Regions from separate parts of the Homo sapiens genome. Here region 1 is linked to region 2. A link is a contact called in ENCODE Hi-C or POLR2A ChIA-PET data. All regions are on one chromosome and are shown on one strand. Each heading gives the region's core, a stretch centred on a gene start or an enhancer-like site at or near the end of the contact. The rest is flanking DNA. Distances are from core to core; before and after follow the strand shown.

The links. Hi-C counts contacts between places; a loop is a spot of excess contacts on that map. ChIA-PET counts read pairs that join two places held with the same protein, here RNA polymerase II (POLR2A). Pooled maps may share reads with other maps.
Region 1: a loop to region 2 is called in a pooled map, with 2.6 times the contacts of the local background. The contact joins two enhancer-like sites. A Hi-C loop is called at or near these places in 1 of 168 maps with a recorded cell type or tissue (PC-3), 9 of 37 single-sample maps with no recorded cell type and 6 of 50 pooled maps. POLR2A ChIA-PET finds 5 or more read pairs at or near these places in 3 of 52 experiments (GM12878, OCI-LY7 and PC-3).

The regions. Positions count from the first base shown.
Region 1 is chr1:59,568,871-59,573,183 of GRCh38, reverse strand. The region is part of intron 8 of FGGY (FGGY carbohydrate kinase domain containing); the gene reads right to left. Among named protein-coding and RNA genes, the nearest start is that of MIR4711, 160 kb to the left of the region's middle. Within about 2 kb of position 2,528, at least 3 of the 41 ENCODE cell types and tissues checked have a DNase peak (open chromatin) inside an H3K27ac peak, as active enhancers do; they include PC-3, where a contact is called at or near this core.
Region 2 is chr1:59,431,141-59,435,708 of GRCh38, reverse strand. All of the region lies in intron 5 of FGGY (FGGY carbohydrate kinase domain containing), which reads right to left. Among named protein-coding and RNA genes, the nearest start is that of FGGY, 140 kb to the right of the region's middle. Within about 2 kb of position 1,993, at least 5 of the 41 ENCODE cell types and tissues checked have a DNase peak (open chromatin) inside an H3K27ac peak, as active enhancers do; they include PC-3, where a contact is called at or near this core.

The sequences.
Region 1 (4,313 bases), core at 1,279-3,778, 140 kb before region 2:
AGCATCACACATGTCCTTCAGATATCATGTCTCTTTCGTCTCCTTTGATCTTCCTGTAGTTTTTCTTTTATGACCTTGGCATTTTTGAAGACTAGAGGCAAGTTATTTTATAGAATCTCCCTCAATTTGGGTTTCTGATATTTCCTCATGATCAGATTCAAGTCAGGCATTTTTGGCAGAATTACTACCAAAGCAATATCGTGTCCACATGGCTACTTCTTGAGAAGACCTTTCATAAGAGACAAGGGTAAAATATTTAAAACAACCTAAAAACAAAGCTGACAGTGCAAACCAAAAATGTTTCTCTCTAGTGAATCCAGTCTGTCCAAGGAATGCCTGAACGACTACTGCTCTCTCTCCAGATATCTCTACTCACTGGGGAGCAGCTCATCTTAGGAGTTTGGGTGAGATACCTAATAAGCCTCTATTGTGTTTGCCCTGCAGCCTCAACAGTTTTCACACCAAGGAAGTGCTGCTGATTTTATCTTCTAAACATCTTTCCAATATATCGACATCTCATCTCCCCCACCATAATCTGAGACAAGTTAGTATGATATCATCTCTCACACAGACTCCCAGTCTTCTTCTGGTTTCCTAGTATCCTAGTACCACTCAGGTCTCTTGCCAATTTGTTCTCCAAACTGGAATTATTTCCATCCTTTGTAATTCAATTATCTTATCCACTGTGCTTAAAACCTTTCAGTTTCTCTTACATAAAAGACTAAAATCCCTCAGAAGGCTTACAAGCCCAGCATATGCTACCCCTTTTTGCTTCTCCAGCCTTTACTTGTAGCATTCTTCTCTCTTGCCCCACACCAAAGCTGCCAATTTCCTTCTGCTTATTCTTCTGTACTCTCTTTCTGAACAAATTTTTTCTCTTGACCACTGCCATGCACAACCCTACTCCCTCCCCGTCAGGCTCTCTGCTTAGTTACCTAATCAAAATCTCCCAGCTCAAACATCACTGCCTTGCCTTCTAGACCACCCAAATTATATGGCACTTGGCTCTATGTTCTGATAGCTTCTCTGCTTTCTAGCACTTACATATCATACATACAGAGGAGTGTATAAAACTTATGTGAACATTAAAAAAACTGTTAAGTACTCATGTATCCTTCAGAAGCAAATGCTAGTTCCCTCAAGCTCTTCCTGAAAGCATCTTTTAACCTCAACAACCTGCAATTCCAAGCCATCTAATTCACCAGTGTCCTGATATTTGTGGTAATTATTCCCTTGCTTGTCTTTTCTAAGCTTAGTGCTTTTGTAGGCATTTTTTAAAAGACATTGTCTTTTTTGCTTCTTTTTGAATTTTCTATGAATGAAATAATTCTGTATGTATCTCTTTCATGTCTTGTTTCTTCCACTTAAAATTGTTTGATCCATCTATGTTGTCATATGTAGCTGTAGTTCCTACATTTTAAGTATGTCTACCACTGTATGAATATAATACAACTTAGTTATTCATGCTATTATTGATGAAATTTGAGTTGATTCAAATTTGTAGCTATTATAAAAAATAATGCTATGAATACTCTTGTACTTACTTGTCTCTGGGCACTTACTGGTACACAAGTACAATTGTTTCTCCAGCTTCCTACCTAGGAATGGAATTGGTAGAGTACAGGGCATGTGCACAGTCAAATTGATCAGACAATGCCTCACTGTTTTCCAAAGTGACTGCCCAATTTATACTTCCCCCAGCAGGGTATGAAAGCAAAGCACTTATCAAGGTCTGTAATTATACATTTTTGTAATTGTTTGCTGAGTATTCATCTCCTCCACTACACTGTACAGTCTAGGTCTACTGCTCACCATTTTCTCTCCAGTACCTGGCACAGAGTGAATGCTCTAAACAACTGGCTACATAAAATAAAGCAGTCTGGTAAGAAAGCTTAAGTCTTTTGGACATGAACACAGATCTGCCTAACTTTAACATCCATGTGTTTTCTACCAGACTACATTTTCCTTATTTCAAAATGGTGATGATCGTATCCTATTAATTATTTCCCAGTGTAATAGTAGTAATCAAATGAGATTACAGATGTCAATGCAATGAACACAGAGTACATATTAAGCATCACCAATGTTCCACTACTCTGCACCTGGACCCAGGGGTCCACAGATGGGGTATATGAAAGACGGCTGTCCATGACAAGTGCTTTTTGAATGTATATGGATTAAAATTACTTTGTGGAGGAAGATGTGGCTTCAAATATCATGGCAGGGAAAACCAAGGAGACCAATTAACGCTTTCAAATGCAAAGTGCACCTGTGTCCCAAATTATTCACTAGCACAAACAAAAGAAGCTCACTCCAAGACCTGATCAGAACAAACATTTTTGAATGCTTTTACCCAGGTGGCATCATCATCTTTCATCTGTGCCCAGGCTCAAGGAAGGGCTGGGTAGAGAGCTGGATTAAACACTGCACTTCAGCTTGGCACTGTGGGTTCGGAAGTAAACTCTGACTTCCTATTTACATTGAAAGATCTCAGGCCTTTGTGGTTTCCTGTTGCGTCCTGGTGTGTCTGCGTTCTGGTTTCTGGGTTTGTCTGCACAGAACTACAAACAGGATCTCTCACTGTTTCACTCCATCCTGCTTTCCATGAGAAAATAAGAATTCCACAATCTCTAATTGTTGGCAGATTCTACCAGGTACTTTGTCCAAGTCATGACTTCTCAGTATGTCTTACCCAGACCTACCAAGAGATATTTTATTTGAAAGGATGGAGATAAAGGGATTCCTCAGTGTGCTCCAAATCTGGCAGGAACTGACTGATTCTCAAACTTGTTTTCCTTCATTTTACATTAATTTTACATTTATTTACTTCACTCTTATATTCATCAAGTGTAAATTTAGAGTACTGTCTATGTACAAGGTGCTCTGCTAGGCACTACGGAAACAATGAAGTAAAGATATAATTGCTACTCTGAAAGAGCTTAAAGCAGTTTTTTTGAAAGTTTTCCATTAGAATCACCTGGGCACATGTTAAAATTACAGATTCTCATATATCCCTTCCAGCAAGACTTAGAGAATCAGACCCTGTGGGAGAGGGGCCTGAGGAATTGCATTTTTAAAACAGTTACCCAGGTATATTTTGTGCACATTAATTGACAGTCACTGGCTTGCAGCTCAATGGAGAATTCACAGTCACAATGGAAATTAGAGACAAGGAACCAGGAACTCTTCTGCAATGAACCAGACATTCACCAGCCGCAGGATCCTTCAATTTGAGTAAATGAAGATGAACCAAGGATTGCAAGATTGCAGTGGACATGGCTCAGGGGTCTGCTCAGATACATATCTGAGTCTTGGCCCTATCATTTATTAGCTGTGGGACACTGAACAAATCACTTAATTTCTTTGAGTCTCATTTGAAAAAAAGAAAACATCTGCTCTGACTGATTCACTTAGTTATTCTGAGCATCAAATTCCATAAGACGTTTAATAAACTCTAAAGCACCAAGGAAAAGTTAGCTCTTACGGTCACAAAAACTTCCATAAACAAGAAAATAATAGAGCCAACCTGTGAGGTTTCTATTAAGCAATCAGAACCACCCCATTTCTCTGAACAATCTCAATCTTTGTTCGTGGGACCCACTTTCTCTTGAATATTACAGCTGTGTTATGTGGTTCTTTCAGGTTCTAACAGCTTTTTACAAAAGCAGAGCTCAAAACTGCACCCAGTTCTGAGGAGGACAGCAAGATATACTTCTGGTACCATGTTAACATAATTCAAGGAATGGGTATAAAATACCACATACTAGCCTGTAATCTCTTTGACCTCAATTCCATCATCTCTCAGATGTGGAAATATATTCTATTGTGCAATTTTATGTGACTGTCCTCTAATGATGCTTAATTTATGTTAAATCTGAATATATTAGGATCATTACCTTTTGTTCTTTTTATTCTGATCTAAGACATGGTTACCATATCTTTCTCTTTCTTATATAGCTATAATTTTTGTCCATTCAGGGATTCGACAATTAGCCTTACATATTTGTTGTGAGGATTAGAAAGTTTATACACAGAATGCCTAGCAGAGAAACTGTCACATGTGAAGTATTTAATAAATCCTAGCTGTCATAATTTTTAAGTATAAATGTGTTCCTTGCCCATTCTTGAACTGTTGTCCCCAAATTCCTCTTCTTTACATACCATGCATAAAAATGAGCAGCCTTTTTTTTTCTGAGTATTTTTTTCTTTTGTAAATCCAAATTTTATATCCTTGAACTTGTGATTTGGTGTTTACTATTTATTTTAATGATGATACAAATTGTTATCTGTTACCGTATCACTTTAAACTAACT
Region 2 (4,568 bases), core at 744-3,243:
AAAGAAGAAAGTGACCCAGTAGGCCATCTTTGGGCAGCGTGGGCAGCAAAGGCCCACTCTGAGGAGGTGACATTGATCTGAGGCCTGAGGAATAAGAAAGGCCCTGCATAACAAGGAGACACAGGCAAAGGGGAGAGTGGCTGCAAAGGGGCAAAGTGCTTGTCTGTCTGGGCAAGTGAAGTGGAGCATAGAGCATGAGGGGCGGGCAAGGCTGGCAAGAGAGGCAGCGTCCAGAAGGCACAGGGCCTCTGTGGCATGGGGATGTCACTGCACCAACCTCAGGACTGGTCTGTGCCACGATCAAAGTTGCATTTTCAGATCCCTCAGGGATCTTCAAATGGAGGGGCTGGAGGGGCAGGAGTAGAAGTAGTGAGATCTAAGAGGGGGCTTCTGTGTTTCCTTTGTCATTGGACATACACGTTGCATTTTATTATTCCCCAGATACTGGCTTCAAAGCCTCTGGCAAAATATCAACCTCTTTGTGCCTTAGGGTCCTCATTATAAAACAGGGGACATAATATCCACTAACTCACATTGGGCTGTTGTGAGGATTAAATACAAGTTGTCATTTGTAAAGGACATTGGACAGTGCTGGGCTAAGCTCTCCATGTATCTTGGATATTCTCATTGTCTCACTAATTTCCTGTCTATCACTGCTGCCGGATCCTGAGCACCTCATCTTTATCTGCCCCGCATCTGTCCCAGTATTTATATTAGGTACTCTGTCAATAAGGAGTTGTAAATTTTTGTCTGAAGACTTAAATTGGCCCAAAGACATATTTTGTTTAGCTGATGCAGAGACTTCAAAATGTGTAACTGTGAATGTCTTTAGGTTGGCAATATAGACAGTGTGTGTATCCCCCCCTCAAAATTCCTGTGTTGAAACCTAATCCTCAAGGTGATGGTATTTGGAGGTGGGGGGGGCTTTGGGAGGTGATTAGGTCATGAAGAAGTAGGGCCCTTGTAAAATGGATCCCAGAAAGCTCATTTACTCCTCCCGTCTTTTGAGGACACAGAGGAGATGGCTACCTATGAACCAGGAAGTGAGTCCTCACCAGACATGGAATAAACTGGGGCCTGGATCTTGGACTTCCTAGCCTCCAGAACAGTGAGAAATAATTTCCGTTGTTTATAAGCCACCCAGTCTATGGCATTTTTTAATAGCAGCCCAAAATGACTAAGACAGCTGGGTATGCCCTCTCTAGTTCCCTTGGGCCCCTCCCTACCCTGTCTTGTCGCATATCTGCCAGAGTGTTAAGTGTGTCCTGCCTCTGCAGGCACTCACTTGTGAACCCTTGAAAATGCTATTGCTTGGAATGTCTGTCACAAATACAAATGACACAAAGCCACACAAACCATTCACTTACCTCCCTCCAGCCCCCACTGGTACAATGAACCACAGAATCTGACTTCCCAATTTTTTTCATACTGTCATTCACCATATATTTACTGAATACCTTCTAGGTCCTAGAAACTGGCAGAAAAAGACACAAAGTCTGCCTTAACTGAACTTACAATTTGGTGCCCATGAACAATGATACTGTAGAGTTTTCTTGGGTGCAAAAGGTATACTGATAGTAAATCATACTAGGGAGTTTAAGCCTTTTGAGCAGATTATCTTATTGTGTTTTAATAATAATCCCATGGAGGTAGACAGGACAGGTAGGTTACTCTGTTTTGAAGGTAAACAAATCAAGGATCAAAGAAGCTAAGCATGTTGTCCAAAATGAAACAAATAATAAATGGCAGATCTTGAATTCATGTCTCTGTCACTAACAAAAACACTGCAAAGCAGGGAAGGGTTAACTCCATTTGTGTAATAAGCCATAAAGTTTCCTCCCTAAAGCATGCTACAGATCTAGAATTTAAAAAGGAAAACTGACATCCAAGCACTAACCAGCACGTGGGTAACGTAACCTACACTGGCTTAGACGGTGGGAAAATCATGACAACGGAGCTGGCGAAGAATGAGAAACTTGAGTTTCCAACAGAGTTCTCATTGGGCTCTATGTGTCACCAGTGACACATCTGGAAATAAAAGAGAGAAATCAGGAAACAGAATGCAGCCCCTGCTTTGCCAGGAAATTTACAAAAGCATATTTTTGGTTAAGGCAAAGAGATTTTGCCAGGTGGTACCATGCCAGACAGATGGTCTCCATGACCCAGTAAGAGCTGCTCCAGAGGGACCCTCTCTGGTATTCCCCGTGAAGGCCTGGCACACTGAGATCATTGCAGCCACCACCACAGGCAACCTGTGCTCCAGACACATGAGGCCTGGAAAATACATCATCATCTTTGAGAGATCCAGCAGCCTGAACAATTCTGAAAATGCCCTTTTCGGATATGAACACTACTCAAGGCTCCTTGGCCTTCATTTAATTTAAATCAGTGGTTCTTAATCAGGGACATTTTGTCTCCCAGCAGATAGCTGGCAATGCATGGAGATATTTTTGGTTTATCTGGCTGCGGGTGGGGATATGTGCTACTGGCAACTAGTGGGTAGAAGTCAGGGATGGTGCCACACATCCTGTCATGCACAATGGGACAGCCCCACAACAAAGAATTATCTGGCCCAAAATGTCAATGGTGCCAAGGTTAAGAAACCCTGATTTCAATGTCTAAAACTGATGGATACGCCCAGCCTTGGAGCTAGGCTCTACAGATACAAAGGTCAGTTGGATATGTCCTTTTCCTCAAGAAGTTCTGAATCTTGTGGGAGAGGTAATCATGTAAGGAAATAACTGGCATTTAGTGTGACTGGATTGAAAACTACCCACAGTCTAGTGGTGAGCTCTGAAGTAAGAGAGCTCCCAGTCAGAACGATAGCTTTGCCGTTTACTTATTAACTATGTGACCTCAGGCATGTCACTTAGCCTTTCAATCTCTTCTGAAACTAGGAATGGGAAATTATGATACTGATACTACTCCTACACCTCTTCTTCCTACTACTATTACAGCTTCTACTAGAGAAACACCACTGTGACTACTACTAGAATTGCTGCTGCTGCCATTACTACAGAGGTGGAGTACCAGACAGACAGGAGGCACAAAAGATTGGGAAGCAGAGATATTTACAAACTCTGGAAACTGCCACTAAAGGGGAAAAACTTTTTTCTGCATACTCATGACAATTTTTACATCACGTGTGTGAGGGATTTTCCCACACTAACCAATACTCTAACTCTTCAGAAACCAACCAGGTGTCCCACAATTCAATTCTAAACTAACTACCTGGAGTAAGGGCAGATCACACAGGTTAAGGCTTCAATCCAAGACTGCTCCCATTTCAGATGCCAATCAAAAGTCTAGGCCTTCCATACTTCTGACTGATCAGCTACATACTGGAGGTTCCCATAACCCCCTTTTTTCAGGTTTGATAATTTGCTATAATGGCTCACAAAACTCAGGGAAACACTCTACTTAAATTTACTGGCTTATTATAAAGAATACAAATACAAATGAACAGCCAGACAAAGAGGTACATAGGGCAAGGTATGTGGGAAGGGGTGGGGAGCTTTCATGCCCTCTCCAGGCACCTCCACTTGTTCACCAACCCGGGAGCTCTCCAAACCCCATCTTTCAGGGATTTTTAGGGATGATTCATCACACAGGCATGATTGCTTATTAACTCAATCTCCAGCCTCTCTCCCCTCCTGGTGGATTGGGTGGATGTGGGGAGTAGGGCTGAAAATTCTGAGCTGCTATCCATCACATGGTCTTTCTAGTGACCAAGTCCCATTCTGACCAACTCCCATTCTGAAGTTATCCAGGAGCCCAAGAGTCGCCTCATTAAAGCAAAAGATGCTCTATCGCTTAGGAAACCCCAAGGGATTTAGAAGCTCTGTTAGGAACCAGAGTCAAAGTCTAAATAGTACAACAAAAGATACTCCTAGAATGTTGATCACTCTGGAAATTACAAGGCTTTTAGGAGCTCTGTGTCACAAACCTGGAACAGAAACTAAAAATATATTTCTTATTAGTCACAGCACCAAAAGGGAGAAGGTGTGTTCCTTCTTCATCTATTCTCCATCTTGCTGCCTTGAAGGAAGCTGTGGTTGAAAGCCACTTTGGATCATGCAGAAAGGGGCATCATGTTAAGCACAGTCCAATGCAGAAGCTACCTGGGTTCCTGGATGATCTCATGGAAAGCATCTACGTCCGGACTATCAGATAAACAAATAATCTAACTTATTTAAGCCACATCTAGTGCTATAGCCTAATAATACAGAAGTGTAGGAGTCAAAGGTACAGGCCAATTAAGAAAGGGCATTACTAGCAGAAGAAAGTCACATATGCGAAAATACAGAGTTGAAAGAGAATAAAGGGAACCATGGGGCTTGATCCATGGTAGTGTGACAGGAGGTAAGACTGGAGAGTCAGGGAGCAGCTGGATCACATTGGACCTTATATTCCTTATACTAGGAAGTTAGGACTTGTTTCCTGCCAGCAGTGGGATGTTACTAAAGAATTCAAATAGTTAAATAATATCAGATTTACATTTAAAGACAATACTAGGGATGTATGAAGTACTGTTTTGGTGGGGGTAGAGAAAAGAGGAGGTAGGTGAC